Regions from separate parts of the Homo sapiens genome. Here region 2 is linked to region 1. The links are chromatin loops, found by intact Hi-C in ENCODE. Cell type or tissue: CD4-positive, alpha-beta T cell. All regions are shown on one strand. Each heading gives the region's core, and the rest is flanking DNA. Links, peaks and the distances in the headings are about the cores only.

Region 1 (16,417 bases), core at 4,685-7,184:
CGATTTAGGAGTTTAAGTGTGATGTGATCCCTCTGGAAGGTTGGGAAGGCAGGAAATAGCATAATCCTGTTTAGGTTTTAGGAGGCTCACTGTGGCTGCTAAGTGGACAGTATACTGTAGGGGAAGGTGGGAGCAGAGACATCGGAGGCTCCTGCAGTAACCACGCGGAGTGTTGATGGCCGCTTGGATGTGCACATAGCGGGAGTAGTGGCAGAAGGAGTTTGGCCGAAGGAATTGGTAAATGATGGTTCTGTACAGAAGACAGAGGAACACGTTTTTGAAGGGGAATCGAGAGTTTGGTTTTAAACATACTGTATTTGAGGTTCCTACTGGGCATCCTAAGGGAGGTTTTGAATAGGAGGTTGGATAAGATCTGGACTCAGGCAGTATTTTGGTGGGAAAAATGAGTGTGTGAGGCTTTAGGGTTCAGGATGAGGTCCCCTGGGCACCCAGCCTGCCTCAGCATCACTTGGAGGGCTTGTGATTCAGTAGTTGTGGGGTGGAGCCCGAGAGTTTGCATTTCCAATAATTTCTAGTTCTGCTGAAGCTGCTGGTCTGGGAAGTACTGGCCTAGGGAGTGAGTGAAGGTCAGTGCTCCTCAGCACTCGCCACACAACATGCCTGGGAAAGGACCGGTGCTGGCCCAGCCCTGGAGATGCTGAGCTAATCGGTCTGACACGGGGTATTCCGTCAGTACTTTCTTAAAGCTCTCCAGGTGGTTATTATGCACAGCCAAGGCTGAGAATCACTGAGAGAAGAATTCTGAGGAAACCCTGGGGTACCCAAAAAGGTAGAGACTGTGAAAAAGAAATGCAAGAAGAAATGTTTCTAGAATATGGAAGAGAGCACCCGTGTCCAAGACAACTTAGCACTTCCCCAGTGCTCCATGGGCGTGCCTGAGAAGGAGGCCTGTCTTCCCAGTTAGGAGCACATACATTTCTCACAGGAAAGTTGAGGGATGATTAGCTCATGTGTTAAGGGCGGCATAGTGCTGAGGTTTTTTCCCCTGATCTTTCTAGAACTAGATTTGGTTCAGTTGAAAGTAATGTCACAGAAAAAATTCTTGTGCAAAAATACTGTTGTATTCTCAAGTCCAGTTCAGTTAGCAGCAGACTTCCTCATTTCCACAATTGTTACCTGAAGTTCATTTCACATGAAATCCAAGAATCATGTTATTTTAATTCTACTTGAAAAAAGGCAAAAAAAAGTATCACATTTTAAGAGAAGCGAGCCTCAGTGGATATATTTTTGCTGCTTGTTCGTTTTTCATGTGGCCTCAGTGCCTTTTCTTAGAAGCCGACGGAGGAACTAGTTGAGAATTCCCTGTCTCTATACCACTGACCATGACTTTGCGTCAGATCTTTGTCCCTAGAGCTGCATTAAAGAATAATGTGATTTATCCTTTCTGCCTGGAACATCCATCCCACTCTTCATGCAGCCCAGCAAACTCCTCCTTACCCTTCAAGACCCCGCTAAAGGATCTTTCCCTTCACGAAGTCCTTGCTGACCCCTGCAGCCCCGGAGTTCAGCTCTCCCTCAGGGCTGCCCCAGCTGCCTGAGCCCCTGGCGGGCTGAGAGCCTCTTTCTTCTTTTTGTCCCCAGTGCCAAGAACAGTGCCTGGCAAGTAGCGCTATTCAGTAAACATGGGCCAAATTAAAGAACTCACAGTTCTCTTAGAAAAATGGGAATTCAAAAGGAGAGAGTTCTGAAATTGGTGACTTATAACCTTTCTCCTGTGGGCTTGGAGCCATCTTTCTGCCTTTGCATTTCACCCTCCATGGGATCATTCTTTTCCCCTCCCTCCTGAAAGCGACTCCACTGTGACAGATACCTTTCACAAGTGTGCTTGCCGAATATTTAGTCCAATCTGAAAGAAGTAATGGAGAGTACTTGAGGTCGTGCTCGAGAACCTTCCTCTCCACATTGCCACAGTCAGAGGCTCTGTGGCCTGCACAGCCCTCCTTGTCCCCTGGCACTCAGCATGGAGAGCTTAGCCGTGCCCAGGCTGGCACTGCCTCTGGCAGAGTTTACTCCTGAGCTGCGGGGTCCCTGAGGGTGCCCACTGCCACCCGCCTGGACCTCCCAGTTCTAGCCTCGTGCTGGAGAGGTCTGCTCTCCCCCCAGCAACCTCACAAGCCCAGCACTGTTAAAAAGGAGTCTGGTTATTGATTAATCCGGGTTTCATTGTGCAACTCTATATCTCTTGAAAAAGCACTTATTTAAACACCCAAATGTATTAATATGTCATGGTGTGAATTGTGATAGTGAAGCAAGGTAAGCAGGTGCTGGTTTCCTTCAAATATACATTGTGAAGTGTTGATTTATCCCCCTTAGATCCTGGAGATTTCACTCAGGAGCCTGGGGTTTTTTGTTTGTTTGTTTTTTAAGTTTTTCAGAATAGTAAGTGGTTTTAGCTGTCTCGTTCTTTACTTTTAAAAGTATGAGTTTTATGCCAAGGGTTTAAAAATCTTAAGTTTTATCATGAAAACAAGCTGTCATTAGTTAGTATAATCACAAATGCAATGAAATTTTAAACTCTGTAAGAAAAAGCATATTATTTTAGTACATAAATTGACACTTAATTCTATATCTAAATGGAGAATTTATAGAAACCATGCCACCTATAGTACCAGTGTTTTATCTGTTGGTCTCAACTTTATACATTCTGTGTTATTTCCCTCAAATTCCAATATTTAATTCCCAAACCCTGTATTTTTCCCTCCCTCTTCTGACATCCAGACGCAGCATAAAGATGCCCATTGATTGACCACGTGTGCCACCTTTTGGTCTGGAAAACACGGTCCCTCGTACCTACAGGGCACAGCAAGCGCTCACGTGCTATATTCTCTTTTAGGTGCAAAATGACTCCAAGGGAGTGAGCATCCGCATGTGGCACTTCTCATAGCCAACCACCCATGTTTACAGGCAGAGTTGTCACGAAGCGTTGGAACCCAGAATGAGAAATTTGTGACAAGAGAGGGTGGAGGCGAGTGAAACTTTGATTAAAGGAAAGTGCCTTGGCTTTAAAAAGGCCTGTCTCTATCCGGCAGCACAGAGCAGCGATCAAGTGGAAGAAAGGGAGCAGGCAGGCGCCTCAGCTAATCTTTCTCCTGGGGGCCCAGGTGGACAAATTGGCAACCCTGTTCACAGCTTTTTTTCTTCTCCCCTTTGTGTCATAAGAACTGCTAATCGGATCCATGCTGCTGCAACTGTGGTTAGTTATTAGCAGAATAAAAGCAGATTTCTTCAAAAGAACGGGTGGGGGAAACGACTATACAAAATTGCAAGGTTGTTAGAATCTAAAATGCACAGCAGTCGATTTTTCCCCTTATTCTGAATTAGACGATGAATACAAGTCTTTCATCTGTCACTATACCCATTTCTTCAGAGGCAGCCAAATATTAAGCTTCTCAAACAAAAAAGGAATCTTAGAAAGAGGAAAAATATTGAGGAGGAATAAGAATGGGTGAGAGAAGGGAAAAATTAGGTTTTGTTTTTATTAATTTGCCCTGGTGAGAGAAATATAAACCATCCCTCTATTTGGTGTTCTCCCCGCCGCCTCTTACCTTACATCAAAGCGAGGATTCGAGAGAATGGAGCTGGTGGCTGTTCAGCATTTTATGTCTGGTGTTCTGCCTGAGGAAAGTTCAGAACCTACCTCTTTTCTTACAGATAGCAGAGTGCTATGAATCCGGACTTCCTGGGGGAAGGCCGGGCTAGCGATGCCATACCCAAATGTGGAGAATAGACCTTTCCCTCCACAAGTGGGTTTTCACGTGGCCCAGTAGACCTTGGAATTGTATGCCTGAGCTTTAAAGCTATTGCAAAGGGTGTGTTTTGATGAGAATGCCAGATTTTCAGCATGGTAGTTGATGTACTTCAGGACATCATGGACTTTCACAGGGGATGCCTCGCAGATCCTCAAGATTCCCAAAGTTAGAAGTGGTTCCTGCTTTCAACCAAATCACATTTTTGGTCATACTGCCTATTTACTATTCATGTCTTCACATCTGAAGTTAACTAAAGTTGAGAAGCTTTCCTTAAAGTTCCATCTTTTATTTAATGGCTGTTTTATCCACAAAGACACAGTTTTTATTCACCTCCCCAGAGTCGGTCCTGAGTGGAGTGGCAAGTGCAGTGGGACCCAGGCTGAGCTGTGCCAGCCGCCACCCTGAGAGTTGTGCCTCAGTCAAACCCAAAGCACATTATATTCCCACACCTTTCAGGCCACTTAGCAGTCATCCAGACTAAAAATGTCTCATTTTAATGCGGAGAATCCTCTGTATGTAAATGTTTTATGACTCCAGTTTATTTTTTTTATTTTTTTTGAGACGGAGTCTCGCTCTGTCACCCAGGCTGGGGCGCAGTGGCATGATCTCAGATCGCTGCAGCTTCCGCCTCTCAGGTTTAAGCAATTCTCCTGACTCAGCCTCCCAAGTAGCAGGGATTACAGGTGCCCACCACCACGCATTTTTGTAGAGACAGGGTTTTATCATGTTGGCCAGGCTAGTCTCGAACTCCTGACCTCAAGCAATCTGCCTGCCTTGGCTTCCTGAAGTGCTGGGATTACAAGCGTGAGCCATTGCGCTGGGCCAACTCCAGTTTATCTTTAATCAAAGCTGTGCTGACTTAAATAGTTAAGTCTAGAAGTCCGTGCATCACCATGTATCCTCTGACTTAACTTGTCCTTTGCCTTGCCAGAGACTTTTCAGTTTCTTTGCCCCAAGTTCTCTGTGGGAAGGTATCTCCCCAAAAGGGATCTCATGGGTATTAGTGATCAGACTATTAAACCAACTTGCAAGGGTCTGTCTTACCCTCGCACCTGTCACAGAGTTATGAGGAGGACCCATGCGAAAAACATTGTGTAGTTTTAGTATGTTTAATTAATAAAAGAAAAGTTCTGGTTTGAATCTATGATAGCAGGCTGGGTGAGTAACGTTTTATAAGTTGGTCTTTAAGGGCTTTTATGAGGACATAATTCACATAGACCACATCATACTCACTTCTGTTTTCTACCTGTTGGCTGATCGTCCTTTATAGCTAATCTATCTTCAAGCCTAGGAGTGAGGTTTAGAAAAAGACTTGGAACACTCAGACCACAGTAGGGAGGAGAGTTGAAAAGCTTAATCCGGCAGGTTTTTGACAGTGTATTAGTTTGTTTAGAATAAAGGTATATGGCCCTGTGAACGGTGCGTGGGAGCTGTCTTGTTCTCTCAAGTTCGGGAATTGGAAGTATCCTTATTCCCTTCATGGCTCGGGAGTATCCAAGTCAGATAGCCTCTGAAGTGCCCATTTATCTGTATTTTTAGGACCTAATGACACATGAATAGTCTGTAATATTTTGGATAAGGATTTAGGAAAGTCTAGCCCCGTTTTGAATGAACTTTCGAGCTGTATGACATGAAAAGGTTTATCTCTCAAAGCAGGGGCTTAACTCCTTCAAGGTGAGGACACCAAATTGCTGTGGTTCTGTGTTCTCAGTTGAAAGGTAGGGAAGAACATTACTTTCTGGTTTATACTGCTCTAATCTGAGATAGGATTTATTCACAATAAAGAATTGTGTTGACAGCCTGTTCACCAACATCTTCCCCACCCCTCTGCCCTGATACAGGACCTTTTGGTAAAGGGTGAGGTGATCTTATTAGAGACAGAGGCACACACACCCCATGCTGAACAATAGGAAGTGTTATAAGTTCACACCCACGCACTTCAGATAAACTGTTAACCGGAACCACTAAGCGGAAGCCTGAGCAGATTCTGTATTTCAGTAGTTTGCTTGGAGCATATCGAAGTTGGTGTCAGCCAGCCTGCTTCTTCATTCTGAGAATAAGTGGGATTTTTTTCCGTTCTTGAAGCAAGTGAAATAGAAAACACTGAACAGAAGGATGCTATGTCTAAATAACTTGTGGGTTTTCTAACTCATCTAAATAAATGCCTGAGACTAGGACATTTGTTGAATGTATGGATTATCAAAAATGTATTTTTCATTTACACCATTAGGTATTATGCAGGTTTTTAAAGAAATGACCCATGAAATCCTTGTGCTGTGTTGCAGAGCTGTACCATCTTACCATACTCTAGCTTCTTACTAACTGAGATAAGATGTACAGTGATTTCCACAGATGCGGAGTCTACCATGCAACCAACCAATGCTGTCTCTTAACAAAATTATATTGTCATTTATCATGGTGGAAGGAAAGATCCTGACCAGTTCTTCATGTTGCAGAAATTAAAGGAGCAACTAAATACAACCCATAGTAAGAAGTTATAGTGTAATTACTAGTGGGTTTGGCAGAATATAAGAAATGCATCCTCCAGAAGATCGGTAAAGTCAGATGGTGGCAGGTGAGACCCGTATTCTACTTTAAAGATTTGAAAGAGAGCCGATTTCCATGAGGCTGTACTAGAATAAAGCAACCCAGTGTTTTAATTTTGGATGCAGCAGCAGAATTGCACAGTCAGTGGGAAGCACAAGATGAACACGATCATAGTAGTAATGTATCAGTATTTGGTTGCTACAATGTGTTCTTTTAATTTCTCACTAAAGTTAATGACACCACCAAGAATTCTTGATGAGTAGAAGAATTAATTCAATTGCTAATTGCTGAAAACCATGAACTATGTATTGATTTTGTAGCACCATCCCATGGGAGTAACTTGATCATGATAGAGTTATTTGCAAAGTGACTGGAAGCATTCCTCATTTCTTCTCAGAATTCAACAAGAACCACAACCAGTTTAATTCACACGGACCTAAGAATAGGTCTGTCTTACCCTTGCCACTGTCACAGAGTTTATGAAGAGGGCCCAAGTACTTGCCACTAAACACCTCATGATCTCCATGTATTGAGGATGATTGGCCAAGAAAATTATCCAAATTTCCATGGTTTCACATGTCTTTTCACATTAATTATAAAAAGCCAATCTTCTTGAATTACTAATCGAAGAATATAATTTAGGACATTGCCCTCTATATAGTGAGTACTCTTTTTTTTTTTTAACCTCATTTGGTACATTCAAGCTATCTCTAATTTACCTGCGAACTTGTAAGACAAATAAATGTATATTCTAGACAGTGCTCTCTCTTTAGCTCCTTCTTTCTTCACTTTTGCCCAGAGTCAGCTAACGTAGGAAAATTGGAAGGATAGAATGGATCTGAGGCATTAAAACCGAAATCAAGTAGTGTCTGTCATTCAGACTCCAGATTTGCTATCTTGACTAATCATGTCAATATTCCATCTCAGATAACTAAATCCATCTTAGGTTAGTTGGCTTTTTAGCTGTAATGATGTGAAAGGAAGGAATAATTTTTCTATGGCCACTACAACTTTTGAAACATGGAATTTCTGAATATTTCTATATCTATTAGTATTACTAATACTGGAGATAATGCAGTATTATTTGAAAAGGGGTGAATGGTTTGTTTGCCAGAATTGGTTGTGGTTCAGAGTTAGTGTTCTTGTTCTTTTTCTATAGTTGTATACTGTAGTAATGTAGAAAGGAATTATCCCCAAGGAATTTTAACCTCAATAAAGGATTAATGTGGGAATCCTATTCACCTCATGTTTATTCTCTACCATCCCAACACAAAAGTAGTAGAGTATAATTTACGCAATTGCATCTGATCAGTAGTTGATCTGATTTGTTGGTTTGTTTCTGATCCGAAAGAGTTGGAAAAATAAAACTACAAGTAATCATTTATCTAAACATTTACCTGCTAAATGTACTTACCATTTAAGTCTTAGACTTTTGCCTGCATTAAGTGCTAAGGAACCCAGCGCATTCTTACATATAGATAGGAGAGAGCATAAAGCAACTTCTGTTACTGACATTTATTTATGAAGCCTTCCCCTTTAAATATGGAAGAATGTGAGATTTCTATGTCAGTGCTGTTGTTATTAAATACTCATCTGTATTGGCTTTTTCAGCAAGTATTCCTCCTGAGTGGTTCTTTTTTTTTTTTTTTTTTTTTTTTTTGAGACGGAGTCTTGCTCTGTCACCCAGGCTGGAGTACAGTGGCGCAATCTCTGCCTCCCGGGTTCAAGTGATTCTCCTGCCTCAGCCTCCTGAGTGGCTGAGATTACAGGTGTACGCCACCACGCCTGGCTAATTTTTATGTACTTTTAGTAGAGACGGGGTTTCACCATATTGACCAGGCTGGCCTCAAACTCCTGACCTCGTGATCCACCCACCTCAGCCTCCCAAAGTGCTGGGATTACAGGTGTGAGCCACTGCACCCGGCCTTCCTGAATGTTTCTTTACTCACTCATATTATCATTTAGAACAGGGATCACAAACTACAGCCTAAGGACCAAATTCAGACAACCACCTGTTTTGGCAAATAAAGTTTTATTTATGCTATTTTGTTTTCATATTGTCTGTGGCTACTTTTGAACTACAACAGCTGAGGTGAGTAGTTGGAACAGAAAACATATGGCCTGTGAAACCTAAAATGTTTACTATCTGGCAGTTTACAGAGAAAGTTTGTCTAATCCTCATCTAGAATAATAAGATAAAACTACATGATTACAGATGAGTTACAAAGATCTAATTATCTATTAATCTGAGCTTGGTTCCTGGAATCATTAGCCATACTTTTTTTTTTCAACAAATACTTATTGAATGGTTACTATATGCCTGGTTCAAGAGATATAATATAGCGGGGAACCAAACAGTCTGAATTTTCTGTCTGTATGGAATGTACATTGTAGTCAGTTGAGACAATGAACGGAATTAAATTAAGAACTATGGAAAGTGTTAATACTGTGTCCAGTTGTAAAAAATCGTAGAACGTGGCACTTGTTAGTACTGACTGCCCCACCATCTTGTTCTATGAAGTATGCTGAGCTATAATATATTCATGTCTCAGTCCATCCACTGTACATTATACATTACTGGATGTGTGCTAATTTACCAAAATACACATATTAGCCTCTTTTTCCCAATTGTGTTATATACTAAAATCCCAGAGTTATGTTACTTGAATATTTAATTTGGTACTTATCTTGATTTAGTTCTTAAAAGCTATTTTTAATTGGATAAAATTCTCCCAAAACTTCTCCTAGTGTAAGATTCTAAAGAAAATATTAGCAAACAGAATCCAACAGTACATTAAGAAAATAATGTATCATAAGTGGCATTTATTCCAGAAATGCAAAGTTGGTTCAATATTAACAACTTTTTTTTTTTTTTTTTTTTTTGAGACAGAGGCTTGCTCTGTTGCCCAGGCTGGAGGGCAGTAATGTGATCTCGGCTCACTGCAACGTCCACTTCCCAGGTTCAAGTGATTCTCCCGCCTCAGCCTCCTGAGTAGCTGGGATTACAGGCACCTGCCACCATGCCCGGCTAATTTTTTGTATTTTTAGTAGAGACAGGGTTTCACCATGTTGGCCAGGCTGGTCTCGAACTCCTGACCTCGTGATCCACCCGCCTTGGCCTCCCAAAGTGCTGGGATTATAGGCGTAAGCCACCACGCCCGGCCTAACAACTCTGTTATTAATATATACCATAAACATACATCTGGTGGGGGGAAATCCTCTCTGTAACAAAACTCAACACCCAGTTATGATAAAAACACTCAAGGAAGTAGCAATGGAGAGATACAATCTCAACATGGTAAAATGTATATGCTTTAGTTTCACTTATGGACTAGGGAAGCTCTAGAGGCATTTCCACTAAGATCACAAATGAGGCAAGGATCATCACTATCTTCACTACTGTTCAGTAATGTACTACAGATATTAGCCAATGTAGTTAGGCAAGAGAACTCAATTAAAGGCATAAGGATGAGTGTAGGAGAAATAAAACTGTCTATTTACGGATGATATAATAGTAAGCCTGGAAAACCCCGGAGAATCAATGACAAATTAGCAGTGGAAGAATTCATTTAATGCGGTAGTGAGACATAAAATTAACATACAAAAAGCAGTAGTCTTTCTATACACAAACAATAAACAGTTAAAAGACATATAATGGTGAAGAGAATCCCATTTACAGTAGCAACAAGGAAGACTACGTGCTTAGGAATAAACTTAACATAAAATATACAAACCCTCTAGGTACCTGAAAGAAACTAAAGAAGACTTAAGCAAATGAAAGATGTCTCTTGTTCTTGGGTGGGATGAACTCAGCAGTCATGAGTTCTCCTTGACTGATTATTTCAGTCCAATTGCTGTGAAAATATTAGTGAGCTATTTTATATGGTTGGACAGGTTGATACTAAAGTTCATATAGAAAAACATGCAAGAAAACTTAGAAAACACTGAAAAAGAAAAGGTGAGGAGCACTATTCTTACTGGACACTAAAACATGGTATAAAAATACTGGAACTGAAAATAGTGTGTGCTAGCCAGTGGAACAGAAGAGGAAGTCCAGAGTTAGACCAAATACATGTGAACATGTATTAAATGACAAAGATGATATTTCAAGTCACTGGGCTAAGAATGGATTTTTAAATAAATTGTGTTGGAATACTTGGGGAGCCACGTGCAAAGAGATTAAGTTAGATCCATCCTCACATCAAATAAACTCAAGGGAGATGGAAAAAAAACATGTATGTACTCGAAGAAAACTAGGGTGAATTCCTCTTTAACCTTGGTGTAGAGAGAATAGCTTCCTAACTGTGACTCAGAATCCAGAGGCAATAAAAATAAAGACTGATAAATTTGACAACATTAAAAAAAATTTCCGCTACAAAAGACACCGTAAGCAAAACTAAAAGACAACTGACAAACTAGGAGAAGATATTCACAATATATACCACAGACAAAGGGCTAATATCTCTAATATATGAAGAACCCTTAAAAATTCCAGGGCAAAGGATTAAGAACGTAAGCAGAAAAATAGGAGAAAGACTTGAACAAACAATTCACAAGGAAAGATATTAAAATGGCCCTAAAATCTGAAAAAGTAGTCAAACTCATTCAGAATCAGTAAGACTGGTAATTTTTTATTTTTAATTTTTTTTGAGATGGAGTCTTGCTCTGTCGCCCAGGCTGGAGTGCAGTGGTGCAATCTCGGCTCACTGCAACCTCCGCCTCCCGGGTTCAAGCGATTCTCCTGCCTCAGCCTCCCCAGTAGCTGTGGTTACAGGCACGCATCACCATACCTGGCTAATTTTTGTATTTTTAATAGAGACGGGGTTTCACCATGTTGGTCAGGCTGGTCTTGAACTCCTGACTTCATGATCCGCCCGCCTCAGCCTCCCAAAGTGCTGGGATTACAGGGGTGAACCATCGTACCTGGCCAAGACTGGTAAAATTTTTTTAAACAGCAATACATTCTATTAGTGAGGTTATGGAGAGACAGGCCTTTCAAACATTGCTTGTAGCAATGTAAATTGGTACAAAGTTTCTAGAAGGAAATTTGGAATTGTGTAACCTTTAGACCCAACAATCCCACTTCAGGGAATTTTCCCTGAACATAGACCCCAGCAATACAAAAATACATCCACAAAAGACTGGAAACTGTCTAAATGCCCATACACAGGAGAGTGTTGAGTAAACTATGGAGCACTCACATAAAGGGGTGCTGGGGAGCCCAGGACAGTGTGTCCAGGACAGCGTGAAAAAAAGGAAAGCCCAAAGGGTGTGCCACAAACTTACCAGCTTAAAACAAGGCACATTCATTATCTCTGTTCCCCTGGCAGAGAGTTCAGGCACCTCTTAGCTGCTCAGGACTTACAAGGCTGCAGTCAAGATGTTGGGCAGCCTGCATCCTCATCTGGAGGCTCGACTAGGGAACAATCTACTTCCAGTTTCATTCGGATTGTGGCAGCTTCATCTCCTAGCAGTTGCTGGAGTGAGGTCCTGAGATTCTGGAGGCCTCTCGTTCTTGCCTTAGTCTCAGTTCACATCAGAGAAGCCTATTTCCTAGAAGGCCTGAACCCTGTTGAAATGTCAGGCCCATACAGGATCATCTCTCTCCATTTTGATTATTTCAGAGTCAGCTGATTAGGGAGTTTAATTATATCTGCAAAATCCTTTCACATTTGCCATCTGACATAGTTGCAGGAGTGACAGCCCATCACTTTCTTCACATTCTTTGGATAGAATTACAGGTTCTGCTCAGTGGAGAGGAGGGGATTACTCACCGGTGTTACTCATTGGAGGTTACTCGAGGGTGTGTCTGCCACAGTGAGTGAAGAGAAATAGTCTAATAAATAAAAAACCAAGTGAGGAAGAAGATGGCTCTTCTCACAATGGAATTCCAGTAACTAAATGTGGAAGAAAAAGGGGAAATATAGAATCACCGTTAGCCGATACCACTGTAATAAATGTAAACAAGATCTTCTAAAGGATCCAGAAATTCGTGAGTGCAGGTTTGAGGAGGCATAGGATTTGCATAGTCTCAAATATCTTCCAAAAAATACTTAACCAACTACAATGGGAAAATAGATTGTACTGAGAAGGGTATGACATTTTTGTGGTACACTTCCCCAAATTCATAACCTCATTTTAGGGATAAAAAATATAATCAGAGCAAATAAAATTTGGCAACATTCTACAAAATAACTGAACAGTACTGTTCAAAGGTGTCAAGGTCACAAAATAGAAGGAAAGACTAAAGTACCTACCAGCTGGAGGAGGCTAAGGGAAAGTCACTAAATGAAATGTGGGATGATCCCAGAAAAAAGACATGACGCGGAAAAATGGGTGTAATTCAAATGAGGTCTTTAGGTAAGCTTCTCTTCTCGGTAATTGTATTATGGTTATATAAGATGTTAACATTGGAGGAGGTGGGCTAAAGGATATAAGGGAACTCCTTGCACTATTTTTACAAGTTTTCTGTAAGTCTAAAATTAATTAAAAATAAAAATACGTTTTTAAGAAAATGATAGCATAGACTTAGGCTGATAATTTTATTTCAGTAAAAGTAGAAATGCAGGTGACAGTTCTGCACCTAAATTGTGCACGTGGCTGTGTGTGTTATCATTGGAGAATACAGAAGTGTGCAATGATGGAACTTACTCTAATTCATAGTATAGTGTTTTCCAGTTGTATTTTTTTCCATTATGCTTACATCATAATAGACATTGCTGAGGAAAGAACACGGGGGCTCTCTTTATTTATTTTTTTAAGCTATTTTAATGTTAAAGTGCCTTCATAAAGTGGGTTGGTTCACTGTGCCCAGCAGTATGCGCTTTAAAAATTATTACCACACTTTGTTTAAGAGGTTTTACTTGTGACCAACACATGTCATATAAAAATCTGTAATTTTGAAGGTGTTTATTGAATTCGGTTGGTTCGGAGGGCTCTGAATTTTCTTCTTTACATGGGCCAAGGACACAAATGAGTCTTCTGTTATCACTTTCTCAAATGCATTTTCTGAGTCATCATCTGCTGTGACGATGTTTAAACTATGCCTGTGGAAGATCAAGTTGTTTCTTAGTTACTGTAGTTACTGAATCATAGTAACTATGACTTAGTAGTTATGAAACTATGGTAGAAAGATAGGGAGTAAAGGAAAATGAATAAGATGGTTTGGGTGGATCTGTATCATGATAAAGCTCTTGTATCTTTAACAGAATGAATTTGGTATGTGAATATTCTCATTGCTTTAAAGAGACATCTGTCTTAGAATTGTGCCACACAACCAGAAGTGCTGCTTGGCTGTGGCGGTATTTTATGAATCATGGGATGCATTACTTACAGCCTTTTTTATTTCTACTTGAAATATTGTGCATAAGAGCAGTGCCTCGGGCGTGCACTGTCTAAGCCACGGTGCCCTGTGTTCACATAGAATTACTGTTTGTTTTTACTGTCATGAGTCTATGAATCCAGCCTGTCATGCAGAAGTGATCCTGATAATGTAAGCACTTACTGTCTTGCTGCAGCTGATTCCCCAGTGACATTTTAAAAAGTCAGTATTTGGCTGCAGAGTGCTTTAAATTTCTAAATGGACTATAGATTGGAGGCCTTAGGGTATTTCATAGGAAGCACATGACCCTGCAGTGAGCACACAGCAACTTTTGTAGATCTGTAGCCAAGTCGGTGACCAGTATTTACCCTTGAAATTGTTTTGGTTCAGAATGTTAGGTGTTTTTTACTTTACATTTAATTATTTGGTACTAGTACTAATTTACTACAAATGTCTGAAACCAAATGGATACTTAACGAAGTCTATGCTGTTTGTCCAGGTCTTTTATCCCGACTAGTTATGGTTCTAATGTAAAAAGCAGCTTCTAGTGGTGACACAGTGCATATTTCTCAGTGTCTATAAATTCAGGTCTTTGGTTTTCACTTAATCTGAAAATGAGAGTGGCAGTTACACACTCAGGAACACTCAGAAATACATAAACAAGTTTTGCATTCTTCTCTAAACAAAGCCTAAACCCCTGAAAACAATTGTTTTATAGTAATATTTTAACAGCTATTTATACGTGTTATCTAAACTGAAAATCATATTCCTGATCCTCTGACTGCCACAGATACCCCGTGATTAGACTTAGTAAGGAGTGACCGTCCTGAGAGATTCTGGGACCGTGTCCTGCCTGGCCACATGGGTAACAGACCCATCTTGTAGAACCACAAGAGGGTTGGTTGTTGTACATCGTCAAATACCAGGCTTTGTGCTGAATGTGCCCTGACCTTCACGGGGGGCGAATTGGTGATGATCTTTAGGACACTAATTTTTTTCTTTATTATTTGTAATTCTTTTGAGCAATATGCCTGACTATGAAGCAGTGGGTCTGACGGAGTCAGAGCGGTTAGCCTGATCCAGCCGGGGTCCCAGGACCACCGCCCCAGAGGACTATGCAATGTTCTTTATGTGTGTGTGTGAGTGTATTTGTGTTTCCAATTTATTGAAGCAAAGAGGGAGGGTAGAAGATAAAATAGCATGGTCCTCATGTCACGAGAGCTAGTTAGTGCCTTGAGGACTGTGCTAAATTCAGCTGCTTTTTAAATTCCGTTACATTTTTAGTCTTAGAAATGCATTTAAACCTCTCAGCCAAAAAGTGAGTTGAGATCATCAGCTACCTCTGATGATTTTTAAATTTCAAAATCTCATCTCCTGCCTTCACATGACTCATTATCTCTCTTTTATCAGTATAGTAAGAAGTATCTTCCTTTAAATAATATTCTCAGATTATGACTTATTAAGTATTTGCTATGTTCAGAGAGGGATTGAAGGAATACAGATAAGATTCCTGTCTTAAGGAGTTTACATTATATTTGGAAAAGACAAACTGAGCATACACTTAAAACTGGAAATTAAATAGATGCTATTGCTGTATTAGCAATAAAGATCAAAAGAGATGCAGAATAATAGTCCCTTCTTTAGTGATCATGTATACTGCATTTTATAGTAGTATGTTTTTTGTTTCTTAATGGAGGTCTTCTAAGTTTATGTTAAATCTCTGACTGACTAATGATGAAGATGTTTTAGAAGTCTATTGATATTACTGTACTGATTGGATATTACCATGAGTAATTGTTGGCCACTCTGCATGCCTGCCCACCTGGAGACTCACGTAAGAGTCAGGAGGATGAGTTTGGCCCAGCTCTCCTACGTTTTCTTAAATGCATTGCAGAAGTGTGTGTCAAGAAATTTCAGCTACAGATTGATTCATATATGAGTTTAGGAACTCATTCAGTAACAACTTTTCAGCAAGTGTTTAGCTAAATATGTTTATTCATGTTTCCTCTTTGTTTCCCAGGGAAAAGATGAACTATTACACTCTGAGCTATGTCTTTTTTTAATGGGGCTATACCTTTTGTGATCATAAAAATTAAATGTGGCTGTGTCTTGGTTTTGCATGACTGCATTATTAATGCAAAGGGTTCCCCCATCTCCACTTTCCCTCCTGTGTTTTACAGGTAGTCAGATGCCTCCGCAGCCACCCGGGAGCCAGTCAGAATCCAGTTCCCATCCCGCCTTGAGCCAGTCACCAATGCCACAGGAAAGAGGTTCGTCTCCAGTTCATGTCTTACATGCCTATAGTGCTTTCAGGCGATAAGGCGTACGTGAGTTTGCTTACCTATGCACCTCCTTATCATTAATTTTTTTAAAGGATATTATGTTTTCTTATCAGACGGAAGAAATAAAAGCCCTTCCAACAAATATGGAGAGGAGGGAGGATGCTTTCTTGTAGGTTGGGTGAAGTGTGGTCAAAGTACAGTTCAAGGCCCAAAGAATGTGTGTGTCCACATAGCACCATGAAGCATGGTTCACATATGACTGTAGTCTGGTATTTGGTCTAGCTGTGTAAAAATAACTGTGAATGACTCAACTAGGGTATCAGTCCCAATGTGTGTGTGTGGCGGTTGGCGGTGGGGGGTTGTGTGTGTTAATACTGGTTATTCCCTGATATTTAATAGTAAGATTTTAAACCCAGAGCAAGACCCTGTCTTAATAAATGGTAAGATCTTAGAACTGGAGCAGACCTAAAAGTTTCTATGGCCCAGTCACCTAAAGC
Region 2 (16,417 bases), core at 8,608-11,107, 46 kb before region 1:
GAAGGAATTTGCTGTTCAGGTAGAGTGCTATAAAGCAGAGGGGATGTTCTGCTTAGGAAAGAAAGATAAACTACTATAAAGTTGACAAGTTTCATTAGATTTTGAGAATAGAAAAGTTTTAAACAGGGTCATGAAATTTGACATCCTTCTAGAGTGACATTTGTGATGGGTCATTAATTCATTGATTTGCCTAAGATATGCCCCAGGCTACCAATATAGTATTTTGGATTTAGAGTGTTTAGTTTTGCATTGTAAGATTCTACCCAATAAAATAGTTATTTCTTTTATGAGTGTAACCACATGAAAACATATACTAATTTTCTGTTTAAAAACATTTACCATATATATTTTTTGTCAAGCTGCATTAACTCTGGTTCTTCTCTACTCTTTGCGTCTTCTTAGCGGGACCTTTTTTTTCTTCTGTGAGACAGAGTCTCTCTCTGTCACCCAGGCTGGAGTGCAGTGGCACCATCTTGGCTCACTGCAAGCTCCACCCTTAGCGGGATGTGTTTTCTAGTGAATTTACTTGGCTAACTCTCTGAGTGAGTGTGACTATAAGTTAGGTGAAAGTATATTTAAGATAACCAATGTCATTGAAACAAAACTAGCAAACAGTTTTTTTGAACTCATAATCTTATGAACTCATATTACTTTTCATAATATGAAAGATTTGTTTTTACATTTTAATCTTTTTTATTTAATTAAAATCTGTTCAAAACCTTTAGAGCAGTAGAGGACCAAGTTTATTCCATACTGTTTCAATATTGACTCAAACTTAAAATTATAGAATATATATTGTTAAAGCAAAAAATTTACTGTTTCCGCTAAAAGAAAGATTCAAGGGGGTGTGGGGAGAGGAATCTGCAGTGTTTCTCTAGGACCTCAAGGATCTCAAGTTCTCCCGGATGTGGGAATCCAGGAATCCATATTGAGCTCTTCTCTTCTTTTGTTAGAAAATTTCCCAGCCTCTGCCTCTGCCATCTGCTGGTAGTTCAGACAGTTACATGTTTGAGTTTAAAACAAATTTGCTTTATTTTTATTTAGAAATGATTTGGGGGAAATACTTTATGTATATTTACCTGTAATATTTTGATACAGTTTTCTTTGTTAGGTTTAATTATCTTTTGAAGGGATATTTTAGCTTTTTTTCCAATTTTGTCTTTAGAGGAATACACAAGTCTAAAACTCAGAAAAGACAAGACTGTGAGGCCAAAACATATGCAGTGAAGAGGCAGGTTAGAGCCCTGTTAATGAAAGGCCTGGAGTGGCTGATGAGGAGTTACTTGAGAGCTGTTAGGGGTCTCACCTGATGTCTGGCTTTGGATTAAATATGGAATAGGATTTTTTTCCTGCCATTTTATAATTAAGACTACTTGACTGGGAGTTGAACAGACCCATATTCTACTGTAAGTCCCATTGTGAGGTTGGAGAATTGATTTCTAGACATCATTAAATTTATTTCCAGCTCTAAAATTCTTCAGGTCCTTAATGCTAACAGGCCTCCTGTATTCATTGGAAGTACAAGTGTTTTACCATTTGTTAGTCTTCCATTTCTTCTTGCTGATGTTTCCTAGACTAAGATATTCTTGTTGTCTTGGGAAAAATAGAATTTTGTTGTTGTATTGTTGTCCACAAACAAATCCTTTCATTAAGTGAAGCCAGGCAAAAATTTTTAAAAGAAAGGTAAAATATAGAAATTTTATTTTCTGCCACCTTTAGTCTTCTTTCCTAATTTCCTTTAGAGCTGCTATGGCCAGTTACTTTTCAGCATTTTTCTCAAAGAGAAAATGTAACCTAAGATTTTTTCAATTTCTTTTTTTCACAATGAAAAAGGCTGAGGGAGGGAAAGTGACTTATTTTAGGCACTGTCTAGTGGTAAAGCTCAGCTAGAAGTTGCTGCTTCCCAGGCCTGTGTACTTTATGAAAAAATTCCAGCAATGCCTGTGTTGTTGTTTTTTTAAATCAGTCCTCTCAAGTTTAGGAACTCTATATTAGGTTACATTTTACAGAATTGGCATTTCGCAGCTCAAAAAATGGTGTAATGTTGGCAATTTCATATGGTTCAACCCAATGTACTAGGACTCTAATATCATTTTAGATCAGCTTTCAATAGTGAAAACGGTATTTTTCTTTAAAAGTAGTTTATTCCAATTGGAATGGGTATGAGCACACTCTGTGAGGTATTAGGTGATCACGAGATGTTTGTGGAGCTTAACTGACATGAGAGTACCCAGTAGGCCAGAAAGCCCAGCAAAGAAGGTGTGACGTTTCCAGAATATGTTTTGGCATTATATGCAAAATCAGAAGTAGTATATTATAATCAGAGGAGTTCTTGGTGTAATAGGAACTCCATTTCTTCTAGACCAAGTATTCTGTCAGATGATGGTAGATGACAGAGTGTTTAGATAGATTCATTGACAGCATCGCGGCTGTCCCAAGATCTACCAAGTCCACTGTGCAGAAATGTTTGCCCTGCCTTAGTGATGGTGAAGATAAGGTGAGTGGAGGGACCATAATTTAGTGTAGTTCATGCCTGCCTTTGTCAGATTCTGTTCATTTTTGTAAAAAGACGTTAGGAATTAAACATGGCCTCACGTGCTATGTGTCTGAAAAGTGGTCTTTTTAAGAGAGCAAGGAGTTATGCTGGAAGCAAGCTTATTTACTTGTATAATTTAGAGTTTGATTGACTCCATGTATCTCTGGGGACATTATTTTGGCACTAGTTTTTGAGGACTTAATTTTCTAGTAATAATAAAAATGCATATATTCTCTTATCCCCACCCTCAAACACCTGTTCATTTGGGACATGCACATGTAATTAGAGGCGTGTTTCAGGACTTGCCTGTAAAATTCCTTTGCATGCAGTTACTGTGATCATATTAGTAATCATCAAGCTACTTGAGATTTTGTTGGGAAGAAGCAAAGAAAATATCCTAGGGAAGATGGGGGTGATTTTGATTGCGTGTGTTTTAGGTTCTCTGCACTGCCAAGTTTTAAAGCAGATTCTGTTTCTTCAGATGGTGAAAGCCCTCCTCCTTCCCTCCTCCTGCCTTAAATTTGGCTTCTTCCCAAGCCATGTCAATTTTTGCAAGTCAGTTGAGAATGTCAACGTGGCTGGTGTTGAAAGAGCCAATATGTTGGAATATGCTTAAAGCCAAGTAGAACATTTATGTGAATTAAAGAATATATCAGGGATGATTTTTAAAAATCAGATTTGGATTAAGAAACCTGTTGAATTAATACTTGCATAACAGATGTATCACTGATAAATACTTGTAAAAGATATTCCCAAATAAGCAATAAAAGTACCATTTTACAACCGAAGTAATGCATCCTGTGGGTCCATTTGCAAAGATATGCCAACAGAAATGCATGCAGAGCTCTGGAAGTGATAATGCAAATAAAACATTTCACATTATAACTTAAAATAACAAGTTTGGAAGGAATAAAAAGTCTGGGAGACTATTTGTTTTGTCTAAATTCTGCTTTTACTCTGGTCTTTTAACAGTTGGCTTTTGATAATGTATTACTGCCTTAGTGTGTTCCTGTGTATTGAAGGAATACATTGTCTGACAGAATTGTGGTTGAAAATATTACAAGTTCTAAATAATAAGAGTAATAAATATCATATCTTGTTTGCTTTGTTGTCATAGTCGCCTGATCTCATGCTTCCCTGAATTCGGCTGGTGTCTTGATTACGATGGAATCACTAAGCAGAGAGTTTTGCCATGTGTGATTTATTCGTTTGTGCATAGCCACAGCAGAGCATCCATGCAGCCCGCAGTGGCTCTGTGTTCCAGTGTGCCAAGTCACCAAGACTTGCTACCTTAAGGCCAGGCGCAGTGGCTCACGCCTGTAATCCCAGCACTTTGGGAGACTGAGGCGGGCAGATCACTTGAGGTCAGGAGTTCAAGACCAGCCTAGCCAACATGGTAAAGCCCCATCTCTACTAAAAATACAAAAATCAGCCAGGCGTGGTGGTGGGCAGCTGTCATCCCAGCTACTCAGGAGGCTGAGGCACAAGAATCACTTGAACCAGGAGGTGGAGGTTGCAGTGAGCTGAGATCATGCCACTGCACTTCAGCCTGGGTGACAGAGCAAGACTCAGTCTGGAGAAAAAAAAAAAAAAAAAGACTTGCTGCCTTGATTTGCTGCTCACTGTGCCCAGCAAGGCCACTCTGCCATGGCCGATTCTAGACCGTGGCCAAGGTGGGATGAAGCCTTCTCTCTCTCTGGCCAGAGTGCTCCTCAAGTGTGACCTTCCTTTGGTAGCTGGGCAGTTTTCTCCTTGCAGTAGGTGTGGCCTTAGATGGCCATGTGAAAAGGAGGGGTCAGTGTGAGGAACTGGAGAGAAGTACGGGGAGGGACAGGACTGGCCCTTGAAATCGGCGTAGAGGAAGTTAAGTCCTACAGGAGATTTCTTTTTTTTCCCCTAGCTACACATGGCAGTTTAAAGCATTTAATTGGCTGTTTCTTAAGAAGCCATGTACATTTTTATAAGAAATGTCTCTTAACCTCCCTTCACTCTTCCACAAATTAAGTTTTCCTTTCAGAATAAATTTTTTTGTATCTCATTGAGGAAGAGGGGAGGTGAAGAACAGAGCAGCAAATGAATACATATTATTTATAATGAGAATTGGATATAGGCTTATCTTATCCATTAAATATCACGGTAAAATCAATAAAATTTTAAGAAGTATTCTAAAATTAATTTCAAACAAATTTTCGAAACATTTCTAGAATTTTCTTTTTAAATCTTCACATTACATATTAAAGCTTCTCACATTGTATTCCTATTTTTGTCTCATTTAAGTTTTAATCTCCTCATAAAAGGATAAGTGTCTTTTCTTCAGTCATCTTAATGTGTTAACCTGCACTTCATATCATCATGATTTTAAAACATGCATTGAATGCTGCTACAGTCCAAGAATAACAACGCCTGTGGCCTCCAAGGAGTAAGGGACCCCTGGAACATCAGCACCAGCAAAAGGAAGAGAGACACTCTCAGTTGTGGGGTGTCTCTCCCTGACTCAGCCCCCACCTCACTGAGGGTCTTCCATCCCCACAGTTTCCATCTCAGATGCCCAGAAGAATGGGAGGGGCCAAAGGAGCTCCACTTTGTATATCATCAATGAAACCCCCTGTACCCAGTCCCCCAACAAGGAAGAACAACAGATAACTCAATTTAAAAAATGTTACTTGTGGCTGGGCATGGTGGCTCACTCCTAGAATCCCAGCACTTTGGGAGGCCGAGGCGGGTGGGTCATGAGGTCAGGAGTTTGAGACCAGCCTAATCAACATGGTGAAACCCCGTCTCTACTAAAAATACAAAAATTAGCCAGGCGTGGTGGTGCGTGACTGTAATCGCAGCTACTCAGGAGGCTGAGGCAGGAGAATTGCTTGAACCCAGGAGGCGGGGGTTGCAGTGAGCGGAGATCACACCACTGCACTCCAGCCTGGGCGACAGAGCGAGAATCTTATCTCAAAAATAAAAAAGTTACTTGTGATAAATGAATAATTTGGGAAGAAGAAATCCTGAGTTTTATGATGCAGAAGGTATTTCTTTATCATGTAGACACTTAGAGGGCTTCAATTTTGGTAGTAAATAACCTTCATTAAAAAAGTTAATTTTTTTGTTTTACCTTCATATGAGCCCTGTAATAGTACTTCTAATGACATCATACTCATAAAATGACTTTTTTGTTTCCTGATCAACAGTGGAAAGGTTTATGATGTGCTATGTAATAGTATGTGCAAACATCGCAGGCACAATATTAATAGATGCACATATATGTGTGTTACACATTAAATATTTCCCATTCACACATGTATGCATTCTTTCCTTTTACATAGGAGGCCTAGAGAAGTTGACCTCCCTAAAGGATAAGTTCTAAAAGGCAGGAAATGGAGATCTGCCAGGCTTGTTGGCTAGAGTCATGGACAAGAGCAAGGCCTGTCTGAACTGCCACTCAGTTTTTATTCTGCGCATTTGCAGGGCTGGTGATTAGAGTGGCTTTCGCCCAATTATGCTGTGATTATTCTGCTGCACTGTAATTGACTGGGGAGATATGCTAATACCTGTCATTTGGGATGATAAAAGATGAGCGGGGGACGCAATGCATTATTTAGCTGGCTGTGTGATAGATGAGGGATGCGCAGAGTGCTTTAATTGCTGAGAAGAGAGGTTAAGCTGAACGAACGGATGAATTAGAAATGAGTTTTTTTATGGCTTGTGGAAAAGTGAAATAAAGGAAAATGTGCCTTAAACTAAAACAGCAGATAGAAATGAGCACAACGAAACTAGATCTTCCAGGCAGCTCCCTTTATCCATTTAAATGCTAACGGAAAATGCAGTTTGGAATTCAGTAAATAATAATTGGAATAAGAATTTACAATGGATTCTCTTATTAAGCAAAAAAAAAATGTTAAAGGAATCGTTTTTATTTTAGATGACTATTTGTAATCTGTAACCTCTTAAATTCACTCTGTACTTTAGGTTATACTGAAATGTAATATGCAACAATTCTGAATTTTATAGTTTGTATCTTTTGAATGTTTGAATGCTAGACTTCTTGTGCCTGTGTATCTTTCAATAAATGCAGGCAGAGGAAAGAAAAAAAATGAATATTTATAATACCAGGAGAATGTAAAAATATAATTAGAGAGTGTACAGATGATTCTTGAGTAACAGGATCTGAGGCAGTTGGTACAGTCCTCGTGCACCACACTCTTAGGTATTGATATTTTTATGCAAAAATAATTATGGAGAGTGGTATATTTCTTTTCATGTTGTTTCTTTTGTCACATGATATATTACTTTGTAACCATATTTCATAAAAGTATTTAAAATTCTCTTGTTATCTGTATGGTTATTTATATGATTAGATGTATTTTGCTTTATTTTAGTTTTGTCAATTTAATTAATAGGTAATTATTTTGAAAATGCCACCAGAACAGCAGTTTGCAGAAAAAGACTGTTAAAAACTGAAGGCTGAGGCCTTCTATATATTGTGGGCTTCCAGGTACGTCGTATTTTACCAAGTAATGACGTAGGAAAATGTCTCCAATTGTGCTATTTTGTCTTGTAGGTGAAGCAATGAAAATAAAGGTTGGATAACAGAGGTTATTTATATATATATGTAGTAAAATGAAGAAACTGATCCTCGTATATTGTTGAATTATCTCTAGACAGTCAAGCTTCTCAGCCTGTGTGACTTATCTCATATAGAAGAATTGATCAGGGAATAGCTTTCAACTAGGGTATTGAATGGTAATAGATCCGTGTGGAACCAAGTCGGCCTGTTGGACTGGATGTCAACTGTAGACAGATGCCACTCTCTGCTACTCAAATAAGTTTTGTTGGGGCTGATTACTTTCCCCCAATATAATTGGCACCTTTATTTGCACATTCCTTGTGAAACAAAGTGAAGTTTCCTATGGATATTTTCATCAGTGTCCTTGGAATTCCAAAGTGGACTCTTGTAGCTGTGTAACTTAAACAGGCATAATCTGAATGGCTGCTTATACAGAATATCTTGTAAAGCAAAACAGAAGTTGCAAAGGAAAAGATGCACTTTGCCTCAAAGAATTTAAGAAATGGACAAAGATTGGACAAACATAGCAACCTGTACCAAACAACAGCACCTAAGAGCAGTTTTCGTTTGTCTGTCTGTTTTTTGAGATGGAGTCTTGCTTTGTCACCAGGCTGGAGTGCAGTGGCGGAGTCTCGGCTCACTGCAACCTCTGACTCTCTGGTTCAAGCAGTTCTCCTGCCTCGGCCTCCCGAGTAGCTGGGATTACAGGCACATGCCACCATGCCCAACTAATTTTTGTATTTTTAGTAGAGACGGGGTTTCACCATGTTGGCCAGTATTGTCTCGATCTCCTGACCTCGTGATCTGGCCATCTCAGCCTCCCAAAGTGCTGAGATTACAAGCGTGAGCCACCACACCCAGCGCTAAGAGCAGTTTTTACCAGCCTGATTTACAACAGTGCAAAATATCATGAAGAATTATTTTATTGATTGATTGATTGATTGATTTAGGGACGGAGTCTCACTCTGTAGCCCAAGCTGGAGTGCAGTGGCATGATCTCGGCTCACTGCAACCTCTGCCTCCAGGGCTCCAGCAATTCTCGTGCCTCAGCCTCCCGAGTAGCTGGGATTACAGGCGCCTACCGCTATGCCTGGCTAATTTTTTGTATTTTTAGTAAAGACATGGTTTCACCGTGTTGCCAGGGTGGTCTTGAACTCCTGAGCTCAGGCAATCTGCCCACCTCAGCCTCCCAAAGTTCTGGGATTACAGGTGTGAGCCACCACCCCTGGCCTATCATGCAGAATTTAAGCTAGCTATTCTGAAGATAGCAATAGCCCTTTGGGGGATGTGCTGTCTTGACTGGTTTCTCTTGTCAATAGTATAAACAGAGCAGTATATAAAACTATTAACTTTTCTACATCTTTTTAATACAAGTAGTTTATAATTTCAGCTTCCTACTAGGCAATTATTCAATCCTGCAACTTTATTCCTGAATTTTGGCTATAATTATTATCACTTGAATGTAGAAATGATTCCCTCTTTAAGGACCTTAGTTTGAGTGGGGTTTGCTTTGTTTTATGAGATTAGGAAAAGAATCATGTCTGTGGCTTTTTGTTGCTTACGTGTATAATATCAAGCCTTTCTATAAGTTTGATTTATTATGATAGCATGAAATTTTTCTTCTATGAAAGTGGATGAGCTGGGCACTGTGGTTCACGCCTGTAATCCCAGCACTTTGGGAGGCCGAGGCAGGTGGATCACCTGAGGTCAGGAGTTCAAGACCAGCCTGGCCAACATGGTGAAACCCCGTCTCTACTAAAATACAAAAAAATAAAAATAAAAACATTAGGCCGGGCACAGGGGCTCATGCCTGTAATCCCAGCACTTTGGGAGGCTGAGATGGGTGGATCACCTGAGGTCGGGAGTTCGAGACCAGCCTGACCAACATGGAGAAACCCCGTCTCTACTAAAAATACAAAATTAGCCAGGCCTGGTGGTGCGTGCCTGTAATCCCAGCTATTCGGAAGGCTGAGGCAGAAGAATCGCTTGAACCCGGGAGGCGGAGGTTGCAGTGAGCCAAGATTGTGCCATTGCACTCCAGCCTGGGCCACAGAGCAAGACTCTGTCTCAAAAAAAAGAAGGTGGATGGCCAGGAGCTGTGTGATTCTTTGCCTTAGATTAGGTTTTTCCCCTTGGAAATGCTGTGTCTTAAAACTGAGATTTGTAACACAAGGCAGCATCAAACTATCTTCAATTTCCTTAGCATCTTTTAATGTTCTTACTGCCCAATTAAATATTTGGTTTTTAAAATGGTAGTGAGTTATAGTTTTTTGAAATAATGTGTTTGTATTATTTTATAATAAACATGTAAATCTGGTGATAGGATTCAGAGCTACAAGGGACATGAGAAATTATGTAATCTATTGCCCCTGTGTTATAAAAGTAGGAAGTGAGGCTCATGGAAGGACTAGTAACCACCTAGACCTCACATCTCCTCACTTCCTATCTGGGGCTTTTTGTTCTATGTCTGAGGAAGTGGTTCTTACCTAAAGAGCAAGGTTTGTGGAAATAGTTGTTCACATTGAGCTGTGAAAGGCAAAAGAACCACAGCCTAGGCCTACTTACTAGATGTCACTGTTACAGGGGTGATTGTCAGATTGGTTAAAGCAGAAATCTTTGAAAATGATGCAATCATTATACATTTTATTTTAGCATAAAACACATAAATGTCTATTCACGTGTACCTCCCTCCTGTCCATGGTTCACCGCTGTCTCAGCCGTACCTCATTCTGCAGCAGCGTTTCACTAGCTCACTCATCCCCAGTGGTGGGTCTCTTTTCACATGGATACATCACCTGGTTCCATTTTCCATTCAGTTTAGAACTGGAGTAACTTGTAGCATAAACCTGCAGAGGAGGGAACAGAACTCACCACTGGGAAGCATCCTCCTCAGCTGGCATCAGCCGGGAAGTAGGGGGGCTTTCCAGAGAGGAGCCACCTCACCACTGAAGCCAGCAGATACCTCAGGTGGAGCTTAGTGCCTGCTGTGTGGATAAGGGGACCATTTGCATTGGTTTCCCTTTGGAAATGATGAGTGATTATCTTTCCTTCTACTTCAAGCCAGATCTCCAATAATATGCTGCTATAGAAAAGATACAGATCATTAATTGGTTAACTAGACAATAATCATTAGTTTACCCATCTTATTTTTATGCCTTTGATTTTCCTTTCCAGTAACATAATCTTTTTTTGTTTCTGTCTTTGTCGTTTAAATTCACCCGTAGAACTTGTACAAAGTACTCTTTAGAAGTAGCTGCTCAAAATTTTTGCTTTAAAAAGAAAACACCCAAATATCACCTTAAATTTCAAACCTTTACTGCTCACTGTAGTAACTGCTCTCTAGTCCTTAAATTTGATTATAATATTCTTGATAACAATAGAAAGCTAACTTTAACAAAAAGGAAAATTTGAAAATTCTTACAGATCTCCTCTGGTGAGATTTGAAAGGTAAGTGAGGTTTCAAATGTATTAATTTTCTGTTGCTGAGTAACACATTACCCCCAAATTCAGCAGTTTAAAACTATTCTTCCTGAGTATCTCACAATTTCTGTAGCCAAGAGTCCAATAACTGGGTCCTCTACTCAGGATCTCGTGAAGTTGAGATAAGGTATTGTCAGGGCTGTGGTCTCATCTGAGGTTTAGGGTTCTCTTCCAAGCTCACCCGTTGGCAGAATTTACTTCCCTGTGGCTGGAGTTCTAAGGTTCCCACCATCATGCCGCATGCTAACCCAGCACCCTTCTCAGTTTCTGGAGGTGACCTGCAGTTCCGTGCCTGTCTCCACAACATGGCAGCAGGCAGGAGATTTGCATTCAATCTCTCCCACCTCTTTTAAGGGATCACCTCTTTAGGTCAGACCCACCCAGGAATATCTCCTTTTATTAACACCAAAGTCAACTGATTAGGGACCTTAATTACATCTGCAAAATCCCTTCTACCCTATAAAGTGACATAATTGCAGAAGTGTTACCTGTCATCTCCACACCGCCCCCACCTCATACTTAGGGTCAGGCATTATGTAGGGTCTGTATACCAGGGGCTGGGAGTTTTAGGAACCATCTTAAAAATCTGCCTCCCACAGCTACTGATTTCACATTTGCCCTCAGATTTTAGAGATACAAAGGTCTTTTTTTTACATGTACTCAAAATGTCCTTAACTTGAATTTTTCTAAAATGCAGCTTTGGAAAAATGAGAGTGGGATATTATGGAACATATTTGACTGACAACATTGAAAAGAAATGATAAGCATCTTTAACAGAGCTATCCATCATAGCAGCAGTTTTATTGTTAGCTTCTGAACCTTTGCCATAGAGTGAGATAAGTAATTTCTTACTACAGGCTCTTACTGTGCAGTTGATGCACTTCTGGGGTGGGTGGAGGATGTGCTGCGTTTCTGTTTTCAGTGCTGCTGTTGAAGGTTTTTATGATCTCAGTTTCTCCTTCCAGTAGTTATGTTTGGTTATGATCTCATGAATCTTCATAGGCATGCAAATAATAGAAAAAGAAGGCCCTGCTGTGTCTGGTTAGTTTGATAGACTTGAAATGCTCAGAAAAAATTTTTGTCTAAACAATATTTTAAACATTTTGATGTTTAGTTTTGACTAATCATTTTTGGAGCATATAAGGAGAAACTTAGGCAATTGAATTTTGTTTAATTTTTTTTTTTGTTAAAAACTTTTCTTAAAAAGCTTTTTTTAACTTTTTTTGTTAAAACTTTTCTTCTTTTTTTGTTAAAACTTTTCTTCTTTTTTTTAAATAAGTTTAAGTTCAGGGGTACATGTGCAGGTTTGTTGTGTAGGTAAGCATGCGTCATGGGAGTTGTGCAGGTTATTTTATTACCCCAGTTGTTTGAATTTTTTTTTTTTTTAAGACGGAGTCTCACTCTGTTGCTCAGGCTGGAGTGCAGTGGCGTGGCTCACTGAAAGCTCCGCCTCCTGGGTTCACGCCATTCTCCTGTCTCAGCCTCCCGAGTAGCTGGGACTACAGGTGCGTGCCACCATGCCTGGCTCATTTTTTCTATTTTTATTAGAGATGGGTTTTCACTGTGTTAGCCAGGATGGTCTCAATCTCCTGACGTCATGATCCACCAGCCTCAGCCTCCCAAAGTGTTGGGATTACAGGCGTGAGCCACCACGTGTCCTAACTTTTAAATAATTATATATTTTTCTCTCAATTCTGTGAATCAAATATAATACAACATATTTTAAAAATCCAAACTATCCTTTATCTTTTAAAAAAATCAATCTTTTCAATTATGTTTGCAGGTATATATGTATATACACACATCTATAACTGTATAGATGAGATAGATAGTTATGTAAGATGAGGTTTCACTATGTTGTGCAGCCTGGCTTTGAACTCCTAGGCCCAAACGATCCTCCCACCTCAGCCTCCCAAGTAGCTGGGATTGCAAGTGTGAGCCACCATGCTTGGCACGTTATTTTGAATTTATCTTTGCTAACACTGATTCCTTTCAGAATTACTTTAGAGAAAAATAATATATTTTAAATAGGATTTGTATGCACTTGATTTCAGTCCTTTAGGTGGGGGAATTCCATAGAGCCGAAAATTTAAAAACGTATATAAAGCAAGTCTCATTATTTTTGAAAATGTGTCAAAATTTTAAAATAGCCATAAATATTTCCTGTGCTTGATTCTAGAATCAAACAAAAGTTTAGGAGGATTAATTTCAGATAGGGTTGATGATACCAACAGCATACTCTATGAGTACATTGAGTGGTTTTCTGATATTCCAGAGGAATTACTAATGTTGACATGAAAATTACTAGTTAATTTTCTTTCTTTTGCAGAATTTTTTGAGTTTTGATGAGTATTTTATGGATGCACCCGTTTTTGGGAACTCATGTGACTACAAGATGAACTGTAGTACTTAAGGAAAGCAGTGGCATAGTAAGGCAAGACAGACACCCAACTTCCATGCACACCGAAGTCATTGTCCTGTCTGATCCTGTGGTGGCTTGTCTGCTACCACCCTCACTTCACCTCCAGTAGGGCCACGAAGTTCAGATATGCCCAGATGACCAGCTGAACGCCATCAGGCTTTTCTCTAAATTATTATCAGCAACTGTTTCTCAAACTACTTTATCTTGGTCTTTTTTTTTTTTTTTTGAGACGAAGTCTCACTCTGTTGCCCAAGCTGGAGTGCAGTGGTAGGATCTTGGCTCACTGCAGCCTCCACCTCCCGGGTTCAAGCGATTCTCCTGCCTCAGCCTCCTGAGTGGCCGGGACCACAGGTACACACCACCATGCTGGGCTAATTTTTGTATTTTTAATAGAGACAGGGTTTCACCATATTGGCCAGACTGGTCTTGAACTCCTGACCTGAGGTGATCCACACGCCTCGGCATCCCAAAGTGCTGGGATTACAGGCGTGAGCCACCGCGCCCAGCCCTACTTTATCTTAATCTTTGTGCCAAATTATTTATTTCCTGCAACTGTGATGTCAGTCACCCTCTTTAATATGGCCTGATGTTCACAGAAGCAAGCCATGTGATCCGCGGGAGGCAGCTTGAGGCTCACAGCGTCTTCCTGCCTCACTCACCCGTGCTGGGTGCTGAGGACACTAGCGGTGGCAGACGTGGTTCTGGCCCTCATCATTTGCAATGCAGTTGGAGAGATGGGGCTGGGTAGCACCTGACCAGCGATATGTGGTTAATAAGACATAGAAGAGGGAAAATACCACGTGGTCTGGGGTGATCAGGCATTGAAGGAGATTTGACTTAGCTCTTTGCAGAGGAGGGTAGCCTCACAGACAGGCAGGAATGAATAGGCAGATCTAGCTGGGGCTGCGGATTTTGGTAGGAAAGATTTGGAGGCCCCAAAACACCTTGCCTAGATGTTTCAATGAGATGAGTTATAGCCAAAGGTACTTCAGCTTGGAAATTGTGTTTTTGTTTTTTTTTTTTGATAAAAATATATTCATTTATCGACAGTGTGTGGTATCTGTTGGCATGAGAAAAGATTTAAGAGACGATATATTGATTAGTTGTGTATCTTTAGAATCAAATGAGAAAATGTGAAAGTGCTTGGAAAATAGTAAATTGATGTATAAATGAAAGTTTTACATTATCATGTGTAACAGTTTGTTATATAATAGAGTTGTGTGATGTCAGGAATAAAAGAAGCTGGTGAAATTACTCCATTCGCTAGAAAATGGTTTACAGAATCAGCTAAGCCCTTGCTTTTTAGAGAGATAAAGTTACTTATCGTGTTTTCCTTTCTTACCTGAAATCTTCATTACATAGTGAATTGTTTGTAAATATTTGATAGTATACTGCAGAATATGAGGTTAAAAGAGTCTGATTCATGTAATGGAAATTAATCTATTGGTAAGTCAAATAAATGTTTATTCTTATATTTTACCAAAAGGTTTCTGAGATTAGAGTATTGACAAAGAGGTTCTGAGACTAGTTTACTCAACATTTATTAATTGTTTTCAGTGGGCCAGGCCCTGTGGAAAGCTCTGGGGTTAAACAATGATTAGCAAGATACAAGTGACCCTAAATTTCCTTAGCACGCCCCTTCTACTGCCTGGGAGACCTGGTGGGCTCTAAAGCTCCTGCCTGGCCTGGGAAACATTTTGTGAGGGAGAGAGAGCAAGCTTTCCTGAATATGAGTGATTATGCTTTTGTCTGTGCATTTCAGAATTTACAAAATGCTTTCTAGGAGTTTAAATGAGATAGAATGCATTTTGTTTTAGAACAAGGAGGGGAAAAATTTATTTCACTGCTTGTTGCTTAATCAGCATCTACGCTGCCACTTCACATCAGCTTCTGTCCTTTCCAAGTGAATTAGTTCTTGTGGGCAGCGTGTCAAGAGGAAGTGTATTGTTCCTGGCAGGGCACTTGAATTTCTAATTACCAGATTCCTGACTTAATTGCAATTACCTGGACACCGAGGCAGGGTGAACTTTTGGAAAAGAATGTAATTAGTGAAACAGGAACTTTACTGCCAACTCCCTGTCTAGATACCAGTACTAAAGAGACCGCTGATAAGTCCACATCTGGGAAAACAATCCATCAGTCGATAAAAACAGTTCTTAAGGTAAATTATATAGCATAGCGCCTCTCAGCTCTGAATTCAGAAACCAATACGATGGTAAAGCAGAGAGTGTTCAATTTTTACATTGTAATAGGGTATAGTAGACATGTGCGCAACTTTTTAAGATTAATTATCTGGAACAAAAATAATTATTAATAATTATTTGCAAAGTAGTCTCTGTTTGTATGCAAACACGAACATTACATACTTTGATTAATAAATGTAAAATCCCAAGGTCTAGTGCCATAGAAGAATAAATAATTTTCCAATATCACTTGTTTCACTAGTAGTTTTTCTTAAATAATACTTTTCAATAACAACAATTTCACACACAACCACAAAGTTTCAATCTGGTTAACATATAGATTTAAACTTATTTTGAAAGCATTTTAATATATGTGAAGCAAAATCTGAACTTTTTTTTTTTTTTTTTTTTTTTTTTACTATTCTTTCATTGTCTCATCACATTCAAGAGCCCGACCATGCTGTCTTGGCACAGATTCACAATCCTGAGATGGTAATAAATATCTGCTGATGGTTTACTTTACACATTTTTGATTCAGTCCTTAACCCCCTGCTATTTTTTCCTTCTCAGCTTCTCTGAGCTGTCCTTCCTTTCCATCTCAACAAATTCCTTGTCCACACCAAGGTTAATTTTGCCCCATCTGTGGTTAGTTAACTCACAAATGATCTTTTACAGCTTCTTCCCCCTGGAGCTGCTGGTGTTTTTTATTTTCAGCCTTTAAAAAAATGTTACAGAGTGGAGTGCTCTGCCCACTCCCCACCCCACAACCTGCTGTGGCACCTCTGGATGGGCAGAGGGTCTTGTGTGGTCTGTCTCACCTCCTGTGGACTCGTGACTCAGGCTGTCCCCTCAACTGATCAACCAAGACAATCTTTTTTTCCTGTCAAAGTTTAATTCCTTCTAATTCTTTAATTGTAATATATCCTATTTGTGTCTTTCTTATACATTTTATCATATATTTATTTTTACTGCATTAAATTGAGAGCCTGGCTGCATTTGAATTTACATTTGTTAGCTGTTTGCATAATGGCAATTATAATAGTAAAATTTTAAATGGGAGCAATAATAGTAAATATCTCAAAGCGGTGAAGATAGAGTTACATTACTTATCTGCAGCACTTAGAATGGTACGGAGCACATGGAAGTGCTCCACATGTCAACCCTGCAAGGTATGGCAGGTGATGTCCCATTTCATAGAGAATGGAACAGAAGAACCAAGAGGTGAGGTCACCTGCTTG

The links. Peaks named below come from ENCODE experiments on the same cell type or tissue, not always from the same donor. Only the 100,000 strongest peaks of a DNase experiment are listed, where the experiment ranks them.
Region 2: a loop joins it to region 1, with 3 times the contacts of the local background. A loop is called at or near these places in 7 of 110 quality-filtered maps.

The regions. Positions count from the first base shown.
Region 1 is chr6:157,094,654-157,111,070 of GRCh38, forward strand. It overlaps ARID1B (AT-rich interaction domain 1B), which reads left to right. Exons shown (of 20, transcript NM_001374828.1): 6 at 15,819-15,908. Among named protein-coding and RNA genes, the nearest start is that of TMEM242, 220 kb to the right of the region's middle. In CD4-positive, alpha-beta T cell, for the core only: no CTCF peak of the experiment used is centred there; a DNase peak (open chromatin) is centred at 5,708; H3K27ac peaks cover 1,204 bases.
Region 2 is chr6:157,045,061-157,061,477 of GRCh38, forward strand. All of the region lies in intron 4 of ARID1B (AT-rich interaction domain 1B), which reads left to right. Among named protein-coding and RNA genes, the nearest start is that of TMEM242, 270 kb to the right of the region's middle. RefSeq lists enhancers at 3,407-3,908, 3,909-4,409, 11,608-11,657 and silencers at 10,481-10,681, 11,341-11,541. In CD4-positive, alpha-beta T cell, for the core only: no CTCF peak of the experiment used is centred there; a DNase peak (open chromatin) is centred at 9,571; H3K27ac peaks cover 1,657 bases.